Regions from separate parts of the Homo sapiens genome. Here all the other regions are linked to region 1. Evidence: chromatin contacts called from ENCODE Hi-C or POLR2A ChIA-PET data. All regions are on one chromosome and are shown on one strand. Each heading gives the region's core, a stretch centred on a gene start or an enhancer-like site at or near the end of the contact. The rest is flanking DNA. Distances are from core to core; before and after follow the strand shown. Region 1 overlaps ADTRP (androgen dependent TFPI regulating protein). Region 2 overlaps HIVEP1 (HIVEP zinc finger 1). Region 3 overlaps HIVEP1 (HIVEP zinc finger 1). Region 4 has its middle 150 kb from the start of TMEM170B.

Region 1 (2,721 bases), core at 137-2,636:
CTGTGGCAACTGTTTCTGAGCTCCTGCTGAGACCAGGTGCTTGGAGCAGTGAAGAGGCAGCAGTAGATGTGGGGAAAGAGGTGGTATTCCCAGCTCCAACTGGAAAAGACTTGAGGCCCATATTAACAGAACAGTAGAAAAAGAAGTGGGAATTAAGCAGGTTTCTTGGTGCCTGCCCTGGTCTTCCCTTAGGCTGCCTTCCCACCTGAGATATTCTGTCCTCTTCTGTAACCCTTCAAGACCACTCTTGCTCATTTTTACCAGATTTCTCCTACATAATGTTAGGTTGGGAAGTCCAAGTCCAATTTCCTTCAGTGTCCACACCCCAACCCATATGAGCCTAGTGACATACTAGTAGACTCAAATATGTCTACCCACCAATAGCCATTTGCCATTTGTGTTCTTTAAAAAATGTGCCCACAAATAAAGGCCAGGAAAATAACACTAGGAAAATCACAGCAGGGATCATGAATCCTTGTTAAGCATCTGGAAATCAGCTTTGTTAAACCACACACTAATTCAGAAAAGTGCTTTGTAGCAAAGCAATCTCAACAGCCCTTATAATTCTATCACTTCCCATCCAGATTCTTCTGCAAGCAAAATTTATTACTATACCATTTATTTGATGAATTAATCAATGTTCAAATGGAAGAGGTTTTGACAATGTCACTATGTTTGATGTTTATACCTGCCCTGAATGCTTGCTCAGAAGAGAAACAGATTTCCCAGTATTTTTTATAACTTACTTTCCCATTGTCTTCAATTAATTTGCTATTATCCCAAGTAGACAGACAACTTCAGTAGTAGCCATCTCCCTACATTTTTAGATCACTGAAAAAAATGGATGAGCAACCCATGAAAATAACTAGCTTACTGAAATGCTTGTCTTTTAAAGAAAGTTGGGATTATTTAAAAAAAAAAAAATGGCCCAGGACCAGTAGCTAGGAGATCTGGGAGAGAGAAGTCATTGCCTTGGTTCTGACACTAAGTAACCCTTTTGCCTTTTGCAGGTAACTTCTCATCTAGGTCCTCAGCATCCTTCTCTGTAAACTGAAGAGTTTAAATGACTCTAAGTTCCTCTCTCTCTCTCTAGATGTTCTCTAACACCAAGTTTATGTGAGTTTCTTTGGCCAGATTTTAACCAGAGACCATCCTCCACGAAGGTCAAAGATAATTAATTCTGAGATAGCAGGAGTTGTTTTTGGCATGTGCAGTCAACCTTTCAAAAAACCAAGAGTTCTCAAGTTAAGCTACCTTCACGAACCTCTTATTAAATTTAAGTATCACTCTCTGTCCCTCCTACTTTGCTATGTTCCTCCACCACCTCCCTCCACCAGAAAAAAAAAAAAAAGATGAGAAAAATCTCTTGTGTTTTCTTCTTTCTTGGTTCTTGGAAAATGGTGTGCAATTACTTCCTCTTCTTCCGTGGCTGCCTCATGTCACCTGTACAAACAAGAACAGAGACAGACCTCAGGCTTCAGGCTTTCCCTAATGGGTATTTTTGTTGTGGGTAGAGATTCACTCTGACTTGGGGCAGTGGAAAGTTGAACACACTTTTCCCAAGGTGACAAGATGCAGTTTAAGGAGTTATGAAAAAACAGCTGCCACGATGACAGGGGCAGAGAACAACTCTGCCGTCCTCCCTCAGTGCTGGGTTCACAGTTAGCCAGGCACCCACGATGCTGTTTGCCTTCAGGTACTCTGCATAGCTAAGAGGAAGCATATTGCTGTGACTCTGAGTGAGTGTCTGCAGGCTACACACAATCCATCAGCAAACTTTGAGACTTTGCAGATGGAGATGAAGAGACCACATCAAATTAGAGAGGAAATAGAAGGGTGGATGTTCAACTAATTGGGGTCATTCTGTGACCTCTTAGCAAATGAATTCATCAGCCTGGTGGAAAAGTACTGGCATATGGATTAGGTTTGAGTAAGCTCATTAGAGGGGCATTATTCTACTGAAATTATAGCATTAGATTTGTAGAATGACTTCTATTCAGCCAACAAGTTGGTACTCCATATTTAATGATCATAAATCTTTGTGTAAGCTCTGCAATTTGTGAAATTTCATTAGCTCATTATCCTTTGTGCTTGTTGCCAAATACTGTCAATGCTACTTTAAAAACTTCTCCTCCATTCCAGAACTTACAGCCCTGGTAGTTCTGGCTTGGTATTCCTGCAGCAAATCCATGCTCCTAATTCCATGATTCACCCTTCAAACCCTGCCACCTTCATCAATTCTATCCTTAACAGTAAACACTAGATATCTTATACTCATTCCATTCTGCTGGAACTCCACTTCTTAGAGGCTATCATGACTGGTGACTTGAAGTCCTGTTTGTGGCCCCTTAATTACACTGATTTCCTAGGATGGCCACCTCTTGATCATGCAGTCCTCATGGCTATCCTTGTATTCATCTCATGCAAAATTTTCAAGATCAAAACTCTGTCTTCTTCGTCTGCTCCTCATCAATCTAGACTACCCCAGTCACTTCAGCCGAGGCTTATTGTTTATCAAGCTTTATGGATTTCACGTTGTTTTCATTGGTGTGTCTACTTCTTTCTCTTCTGTTTTTCCCTTTTTTTTTTTTTTTTTTTTTTGAGACAAGGTCTTTGCCCAGGCTGGAATACGGTGGCACAATCTCAGCTCACTGCGGCCTTGAGCTCCTGGGCTGAAGTCCTCCAACCTCAGTCTCCTGACTAGTTGGCACTAGAGGTGCA
Region 2 (2,721 bases), core at 101-2,600, 430 kb after region 1:
TGACACTTGAAAACTATTATTTTTTAGATAGGATTCTTGAGTATTTTAATTTTTCTAAATAGTGACACATACAGTGTTTCTTTGATTACAAAAGTCTGAACCGAAGTTGTTTAAAGCTATTGCCCCTTTAGGACCACATATATCTGACTTTTATCCTGGGTTATGTTCTCAAATGTTCTGGAGACAAAAGATTATAGGGCTTTTAATCTGTGACCCTTGAATTTTCATTGTTGAGGTTTGTTGTTTGTTTGTTTGTTTTTTGCTGTTGCTGCTGTTTTATTTTGTAGTGGGAATTTAGACAGTAATGACAGAAAGAAGCATGTTTCATTAAGTGGATGATCCCATTCAGCAACAATAATACTAATACTCCCACAGAGCCAAAGCCTTTTTTCTGGGTGGATGAGTGTTTTATAAAAGAAGTACCTCAGGACTTCAGCCTCTCTCATTCTCCACCAGATGGAGTTTAACAGTTTGGATGGAAAGTCTGAAATGATTTTCCCTTGTGATATCCCGTTTTTTATGTCTATGTATAAATGTATAATGACTAATTTGGAAATAGCGCTATCAATTTATTAAACTAGGAAGCATTATTTCCCCTGGAATTAGTTTCTGCTCTGGCCCAGGATCACTGTGGTGTAGAACTTTCACCACAGAATAGCCTCTGGTAAAAGATGAGGCCTGTACTTGTCCTACTTTAACGCTTCTGTATATGTTTTAAAACCTTGCCCCAATCAACTCTATAAGAATGTTATAAAGAGAGCAGTGTGTTATGAAGTGTTTCATTTTACTAACAATTTTATTTTCCAAAGAAAAATGCAAATGATTACTATATTAGACATACAGTAGGAGTAGAAGAAGTGGCTGACTTAAAACATGATGAAGGAGAATAAAATGTTTCTGGTGCTACAGTTTCAAGTTTTGAAGTGGACAGCCCAGCAGAACAAAGCTAGGGAGACCTGGGGGCTGGTCACTGTCGAGTGAGCTCATGTGCCTGGTTCCCCCCTGCATCCTCTTCACACCCCGATGCGTCTCCACCTCCCTCATCATAGGGGATACCTGCCCCTCTTGGGGAGCAGGCTCTTGGCAGCAGCTCTTTTGAGAAGTGAGCCACTATGTAAAGCCTCTGCCATTCTTGAGAGTCCTGCCTGACAGTGTATTCTCCATTTTCTTAGCCCAGTCAGTGAGGATAAGTGAAAACATTGTATCGTGTAAAGTGGGATATTTTAACACACAAACTTGCTGTCTTTTCCTTTTAATGGTGAACAACCTTTTGTGGTATCATGGGGTCTTGATATCATCTCTCATCTTCTTAATCTAACATAATTCGAATATTAGTCATGTTACACAAACAGACTGCTAGAAACCACACCGGGATTTCATTTGCTGTGTGTCAACAGTAGAAATTCAGGACAATCCTCTGGTTTTGCCAGCAGTAAGTTTCCACAACAGTTATCAAAGTCAGCCTCTTTTATTCCAAACAGTGATTTTGGTGGCTTTTCAGACACCTTTCATTATGTCTTCACACCTGCAGTTATCGAAGGATGTCTGGTCTAGCTATATGAAAACTGAAAATCCAAAATAACCCAGGAAACTCTTTTATTTCCTGGGTTCTCCCAAACACAGTCGAAGTATGTCGTTTCATCATGCTAACAGATTATAGATGACTATTAGATAATATAGTGCTGAAAGAAAAATGTCCCACATCAGGAGCCACGTGTCTTTTCAGGAACCAGTACTATGAAACATCAAGTCTTGATCAGTATGAAAATTGTCTTCTCTGTTTTGGTAGGTACACTTCCTGTTTCCTAACAACAGGGTGGTAGTGACATCAGTAGTGGGGTCCTGCCGCATGTGAAGAGGGAATATTAGACTCAGCATGCTTTTCTGAAAGTGATGTATACTTGATACTAATAGGATATTTAAGAACATGCCTTATATGTTTGAGTCTTGATGATCTCTGACATGGAAAATGGGGTAAACCTTTTTTTAAAAAGGACAAAATTTGGGAGACCTGATTGTAAATCTAAAAAGTCACAACCCCTGCCAGAGTTTGCAGAACAGTAGCCAGAAACCTAAGGATTGTGTTTTTAGGTTTATAGGACACATTTGGGGGCTTAGTCATTTAACTGATCTTTTCTGTAGCATAAACATAATCATCACCAGGAAACGTCTCTGAGCTTTCATTCATTAAACAAAATGTACTAAACACTTAAGAGGCAGTCAGTGTTACTACAAAGCACCCCAGTATAGTACTTATTTTTTAAACATCATTACCACTTGGTAATATCTCCGTCAGCTCATAGCGTTCTGGAAAAAGCCCAGGTCTTATGCTGTGTTTGTGCTGAGTTGCTCCCTTACATGTGCATTGTTTTGTTTTTCACTAAAGGTTTTCTCCATATTTCTTTCTAATTAATGTCAGTGTTTTCCAAGCATTATCTTCAGTCTTTTCCTTTTAAGGATCCTAGACCTGTTCTCTACTCTGCCAACCACACCATACCCAGGTTATCATTCACCATCATATTGTGCCTGGTCCCTGGTTGATAAAGAGTGTTCATTAAAGGGTGATGTGAAAATGATGTGATGAAAGGCCACAGACCCCTTCTGAATTCTTTACCACCCTTAGCAACAGCAGGCTGCGCGGTACCTGTCTTATCTTTTAGCAGATGGAATTCATGTTCTAATTCTCAATGGAATAAATTAGGGGATGTTGGGAAACGTTTG
Region 3 (2,721 bases), core at 103-2,602, 400 kb after region 1:
CTACTTGCCTGATAGAGTTAATGAGAGTCAAAAAGTGCATCACTGACTTTCTTACATTCATCTTAATAAGGGAAAACCAGTGGGAAAACATCATTTCATGAGTGAGTGGATTGGAGAATAAAAAAATGTTTGTTCAACATTTTGTAAAAGTGAATAATACTGATACTTTTTTCTATTGTTCTTTAGCTCAAATATTTTAGTTATGAGACCCCCTTTTGTTTTTTTTTTTATTATGGTGGGTAAATATATCTTTAATGGAATAGTATGCATTTTTTTCATTAAACTATGATATGAGAGCATATAAACTGATGTCACAATATTACTAGAATATTTCTAATGTAAATTTTATTCTCAATAAGTAGTTATTACAGTGTAGACATTTTGGTCTAATATGAATTTCAAATATGTACGTTGCAACAGCTATTTGAAAATAGTGGAGAATTAAGTAGTTGGCTTTCTACAAATAGAGTAATATACGATTGAATATTTTTTGTTCATATGCCCAACAATCCAACAAATGGAAACCAAAGTAAATCATGGCAAGTAATTATTGCTCAAAAATACAGTAGTTGATAGATTGTGGGCACTGTCACTTAAATACTGATTTATTTCCAACACAACTAGAAATTAAGGTGATTTCATTTCTCTTGCAATAAGTTTTACCTTCTTTCTGCCTATCTCCCTACCTGCCTACCTGCCCTACCTATTGCTAATGACAAAGAAACATAGCCATTGAATATTTTGTTGAGTTAAAGTGGTGATTTTTTTTAAACCAAGGCCCATTACAACCTTATGACTTTTTAATTTTGTTGGTAAGAAACCACAAATAAGTGGATTATTTTAGTTTCATAATTTTCTGTTCATTGATATAATTGCTACATCAGCAATACTTCATGGCTGTCCTGACTATGGTCTGCTCTAGAAATTATATTAGCAGCCCCTTTTCTCCTGAAAATATCAGTTTTGCATACTTAGAAATTTGCTGAAAAGTTTGTTTTAAAAGAACCTTAATGAGATAAGACAGTCAAATACTCAGCATTAAAGGGTTGAATTTTCTTCTTTTTGGCCAGCCTTCTCAGACTGTTGTGTAGACAGAGTCCTCAGGTATTGCTACCAAGCCAATCTAGGTCCATTTGTCTGCACACAATGAAAAGCCAAACACTGAATCACTGGATTTTTATAGAGAGAAAGATTAATGGCAAGGCAGCCATGCAGGAGATGGGCTCAATTCTGTCTTCCCTTACCAGCTTAAAGCAGTATATAAAAGGAGGAGATGCTGGAGGAGGAGTTTTGGGGTTGGTTAATGATTGTTGGAAAGGGAGGGGAGGTTTGGAAAGTCCCTTGAGCAGGCACAGTTGTCTCTTCGTGCTTCCTCATGGGTTGCCTTTGCAAATTCGGAGGGAGTTGGTGTGAAACCTGTGGTGAAAATACTGGCTTTGATATCAGAAAGTCCCTCATCTGGCAAGAAGTCTATTCTGTGCAGATCCCAATCAGCCATACCAGTTCCAACCAGCTTCAACCAGTCAACCAGTTTTGTTACAAGCAGAGGGAGTTCTAACAAGCTGTTTCTTTATCTGCAGTGCTGTAAGACAAGCTCAAAACTTCTTGTTAGTTACCAGTTTCTTTAACCCCATGGAGCACTGTTTAAGTATGATAGTGAAAAGGGGAAAGATAATTCAGTTTTGAAAGATCTAGTTCCAGGATGTTGATTATTCAAGAAAGGAACATAAGCATTCTAGAAATGCACACTTAGGTCTTTGAATGAGTGTTTCAATAGATTTTGATTGGCATCATTGTTCAATTTCCGGAATGCAGAAGTGCAATTTTATTTAAAAAATAGACTTTCCTTAAATACTTTCTTCACTTGTCATAATGTCCTTATGATAGTAATCTTAATTTTCAAAAAATTATAGTTGGTGTATGTACAATGTTACCAATTGTTTGTTGTTGTTGTTGTTTTTTCCAGAAATCTTACAGGCTGGTGTTAAAGGAACTTCGGAATCCCTTAAAGGTGTGAAACGCAAAAAGATCGTAGCTGAGAATCACCTGAAAAAAATACCAAAATCCCCACTGAGAAATCCTCTTCAGGCAAAACATAAACAAAATACAGAAGAGTCATCTTTCGCCGTTCTTCATAGTGCTTCGGAGTCTCACAAGAAACAGAATTATATTCCTGTAAAAAATGGGAAGCAGTTTACCAAACAAAATGGAGAAACACCTGGAATAATTGCTGAAGCCTCAAAATCTGAAGAATCTGTCTCCCCAAAGAAGCCCTTGTTTCTGCAGCAACCATCTGAACTGCGTAGATGGAGATCCGAAGGCGCTGATCCTGCCAAATTCAGTGACCTCGATGAACAATGTGACTCAAGTTCCTTGTCAAGTAAAACCAGGACTGACAATAGCGAATGCATCTCTTCTCATTGTGGCACTACGTCCCCCTCCTATACAAACACTGCATTCGATGTCTTACTGAAAGCAATGGAGCCAGAACTGAGCACCTTGTCACAAAAGGGCTCACCTTGTGCAATTAAGACAGAAAAACTGAGGCCAAATAAAACTGCACGTTCCCCTCCCAAATTAAAAAACAGTTCAATGGATGCCCCAAATCAGACTTCACAGGAATTGGTTGCTGAATCACAGTCTTCTTGTACCTCATACACAGTCCATATGTCTGCTGCTCAGAAGAATGAGCAAGGGGCAATGCAGTCAGCTTCTCATTTG
Region 4 (2,721 bases), core at 154-2,653, 320 kb before region 1:
ACTGTTACAACAATTCCTAGCTGTGAGGTCCTCTTCTAGCCTCTATAGAACACTGTTAGGAACACGGTAGGTGCTATGGTTCAGATTTTTGTGTCCCCCCCAAAATTCATATGTTGGAACCTAATTCTTAAGGTGTTATTATTAGGAAGTGGGGCATTTGAGAGGTGATTAGGAGATGAGGACAGTGTCCTGATGAATGGAATTAGTCCCCTTATAAAAGAGGCCTGAAGGAGTCTTTTGCTCCTCTCACCACATGCAGACCCAGCTGGAAGGCACTATCTATGAGGAAGAGGGACCTCAGCAGACACTGAATCTGCTGGCGCCTTGATCTTAGACTTCCAGCCTCCACTACTGGGAGCAATCACTTTCTGTTGTTTGTAAGTTACTCAGTCCTAGTTATTTGGTATAGCAGCCTGAATGGGCCAATACACCAGGTCCTCAGGAGATATTAATTGAATGAACATCTTCAAAATATTAGATACTTCCATAGACAAACTTCATATCTTCTCATGTTCACTTTCTGCTTAAAGACTTTTGCCAACTTCCTGTTGCCTACAAAATAGAATTGAAATGACTGTGCTGGTGAATGGCAGTCCACTCTTCTCTTTACATTCTCTCCTGCCTTGTCCACCTCTGCAGTGCCCTTCACCTTCCCATCACATCAAACTGTGATTCACCCTTGGGCCCCACACATGTTCATGCTCCTGCTTTCTCTGGATAAGTTCATCCCATTTAAACCAGGGGCCAGCCTTCTCGTCCCATACTTCCATTTGTCTCAGTCCATTTGTGTTGCTATAAAGAAATACCTGAGTCTGCTAATTTATTAAACATTGAGGCTGCTCTCGGTCCCCTCCTATTCCATAATTTCTCATGGTTATGGCATGTAAAGGCTGTTCCCCTGCCTAGAATGCCCTTTCTCCTTGTCTTTCTGGCAACCCCTTGGTATCCCCTGGACAGAGTCTTCCTTTCCTCCTTCACTGTCACCAGGCCCTCTATTAATCACATAATGTCACAATAGTGTATCTCCATTCCCTGGACTTTGAGGCTCCAGAGGGCAGGGAACTGTTGTTTATTCATTCTGGAGACCAAACTAAACATTTTACAAAGTAGTCCATGGAGGTCTCTTATCAGAATCACCTATGAGGCTGGTTAAATGTAGATTCCCAGGCTCTGTGACTCAACTGCAAATTCTGTTTGTCTTGGTCGTGGGACTGTCCTAGGCAAATCTTACGGACATGAATGTTTGAGAACACTTCTACAGCATCCAACAAATATTTGATGAATAAAAACTTGATTAAAAAAGTACTGAGATCCCTGCTCCTAAAATTCTGCTCTATTTCCTTCATTCCTCTGGGGTGTAGTTTGGCTGGGGACAGGCCCAGGTATTTGGCTCAGTCATAGATCAAAGTGACCTAAATGGGAAACAGCTGTGCGTTATTCCCCAACCATGTCACGCAAGTACCTATTGTCCTGTCCAAAACGCCAAATTAGGTTTAGGGCCATTCAAATTCCGGAAGATGGTTGGCTGTGATAAGAACTAACAAATTCTTGCTCAAGTGGAAACTGGTTTTGCAGGGCATACTCTGCATTTTTAACTCACTAAAGCCAAGTTCTTAAGTTTAAGTGGTTCGTAAGTATCTTCTAATGAGCTGCACGGTTCCATTTGCTGTGCCTATCATCGGTATTGATAACTCTAGTATCAGCTAGTAGCCCTCACCTGTTGACACTGAGTGGATTGTGAATGAGCTTTTTTAGACTTTAGATGAGACTGCTGGGAGACTGTAATGATAGGCAAGCCTTGTTTTGGCCACAAACTCTCTAAAATGTCCTTTTTAATCTTGAGCTCTAGCAACACAATTTTGAGATCTGTCATAATGCACCATACCAGAACCCACGAAGACTTTACAAAACATACATCATCTGAATGACCTCAAGACTACACGACAACACATATTTGTTGTATTTGTTATTTACCAAATATGTATGTATTATGTATCATTACTTACCAACCAATGAAATCTTTTCTTTTTTTTTTTTTCTTTCTTTTTTTTTTTTTTGAGACAGAATCTTGCAGAATCTTGCTCTGTTGCCAGGCTGGAGTGCAGTGGCATGATCTCTGCTCACTGCAACCTCCGCCTCCCAGTTCAAGTGATTCTCCTGCCTCAGACTCCCGAGTAGCTGGGATTACAGGTGCAAGCCACCATGCCCGGCTAATTTTTTTGTATTTTTTAGTAGAGATGGGGTTTCACCATATTAGCCAGGATGGTCTTGAACTCCTGACCTCGTGATCCACCCGGCTTGGCTTCCCAAAGTGCTGGGACTACAGGCTTGAGCCATCACGCCCGGCCAATGAAATCTTTTAAAAATTCCATATAGATGCCGCAGTTCCACTTCGGGATATATATATCCTAAGGACTTGAAATTATGTTGAAGAGATATCTGTACTCCCATGTTTACTGCAGCACTGTTTATAATAGCTAAAATAGGAAATTTTCCTGTGTCCATCAGTGAACGAATGGATAAAGAAAATGTGGTATATACACACAATGGAATACAATTTAGCCTTAAAAAGAAAGAAATCCTATAATTTGCAACAACAGGGATGGATATGGAAGACATTATGCTAAGTGAAATAAGCCAGGCACAGAAAGACAAATACTGCCTGCTCTCACTCATATGTGGAATCTAGAATAATTTAACTAATAGAGAGCAAAATGATGG

What was found. Hi-C counts contacts between places; a loop is a spot of excess contacts on that map. ChIA-PET counts read pairs that join two places held with the same protein, here RNA polymerase II (POLR2A). Pooled maps may share reads with other maps.
Region 2: a loop to region 1 is called in a pooled map, with 2.1 times the contacts of the local background. The contact joins two enhancer-like sites. A Hi-C loop is called at or near these places in 8 of 50 pooled maps. POLR2A ChIA-PET finds 5 or more read pairs at or near these places in 2 of 52 experiments (activated T-cell and naive thymus-derived CD4-positive, alpha-beta T cell).
Region 3: a map of naive thymus-derived CD4-positive, alpha-beta T cell shows a loop between it and region 1 (5-fold over the local background). The contact joins two enhancer-like sites. A Hi-C loop is called at or near these places in 1 of 168 maps with a recorded cell type or tissue (naive thymus-derived CD4-positive, alpha-beta T cell), 11 of 37 single-sample maps with no recorded cell type and 11 of 50 pooled maps. POLR2A ChIA-PET finds 5 or more read pairs at or near these places in 1 of 52 experiments (GM12878).
Region 4: a map of naive thymus-derived CD4-positive, alpha-beta T cell shows a loop between it and region 1 (3-fold over the local background). The contact joins two enhancer-like sites. A Hi-C loop is called at or near these places in 1 of 168 maps with a recorded cell type or tissue (naive thymus-derived CD4-positive, alpha-beta T cell), 1 of 37 single-sample maps with no recorded cell type and 4 of 50 pooled maps.

What each region holds. Positions count from the first base shown.
Region 1 is chr6:11,713,070-11,715,790 of GRCh38, forward strand. ADTRP (androgen dependent TFPI regulating protein) reads right to left here. Exons shown (of 6, transcript NM_032744.4): 6 at 454-1,443. The coding sequence ends at 1,409. Among named protein-coding and RNA genes, the nearest start is that of ADTRP, 64 kb to the right of the region's middle. RefSeq lists an enhancer at 1,307-1,456. Within about 2 kb of position 1,387, at least 4 of the 41 ENCODE cell types and tissues checked have a DNase peak (open chromatin) inside an H3K27ac peak, as active enhancers do; they include GM12878, where a contact is called at or near this core.
Region 2 is chr6:12,147,280-12,150,000 of GRCh38, forward strand. The region is part of intron 7 of HIVEP1 (HIVEP zinc finger 1); the gene reads left to right. Among named protein-coding and RNA genes, the nearest start is that of HIVEP1, 140 kb to the left of the region's middle. Within about 2 kb of position 1,351, at least 3 of the 41 ENCODE cell types and tissues checked have a DNase peak (open chromatin) inside an H3K27ac peak, as active enhancers do.
Region 3 is chr6:12,117,924-12,120,644 of GRCh38, forward strand. HIVEP1 (HIVEP zinc finger 1) reads left to right here. Exons shown (of 9, transcript NM_002114.4): 4 at 1,967-2,721. Among named protein-coding and RNA genes, the nearest start is that of HIVEP1, 110 kb to the left of the region's middle. RefSeq lists enhancers at 1,166-1,215, 1,233-1,527, 1,246-1,355, 1,366-1,475. Within about 2 kb of position 1,353, at least 3 of the 41 ENCODE cell types and tissues checked have a DNase peak (open chromatin) inside an H3K27ac peak, as active enhancers do; they include GM12878, where a contact is called at or near this core.
Region 4 is chr6:11,388,693-11,391,413 of GRCh38, forward strand. No RefSeq gene overlaps it. Among named protein-coding and RNA genes, the nearest start is that of TMEM170B, 150 kb to the right of the region's middle. Within about 2 kb of position 1,404, at least 8 of the 41 ENCODE cell types and tissues checked have a DNase peak (open chromatin) inside an H3K27ac peak, as active enhancers do.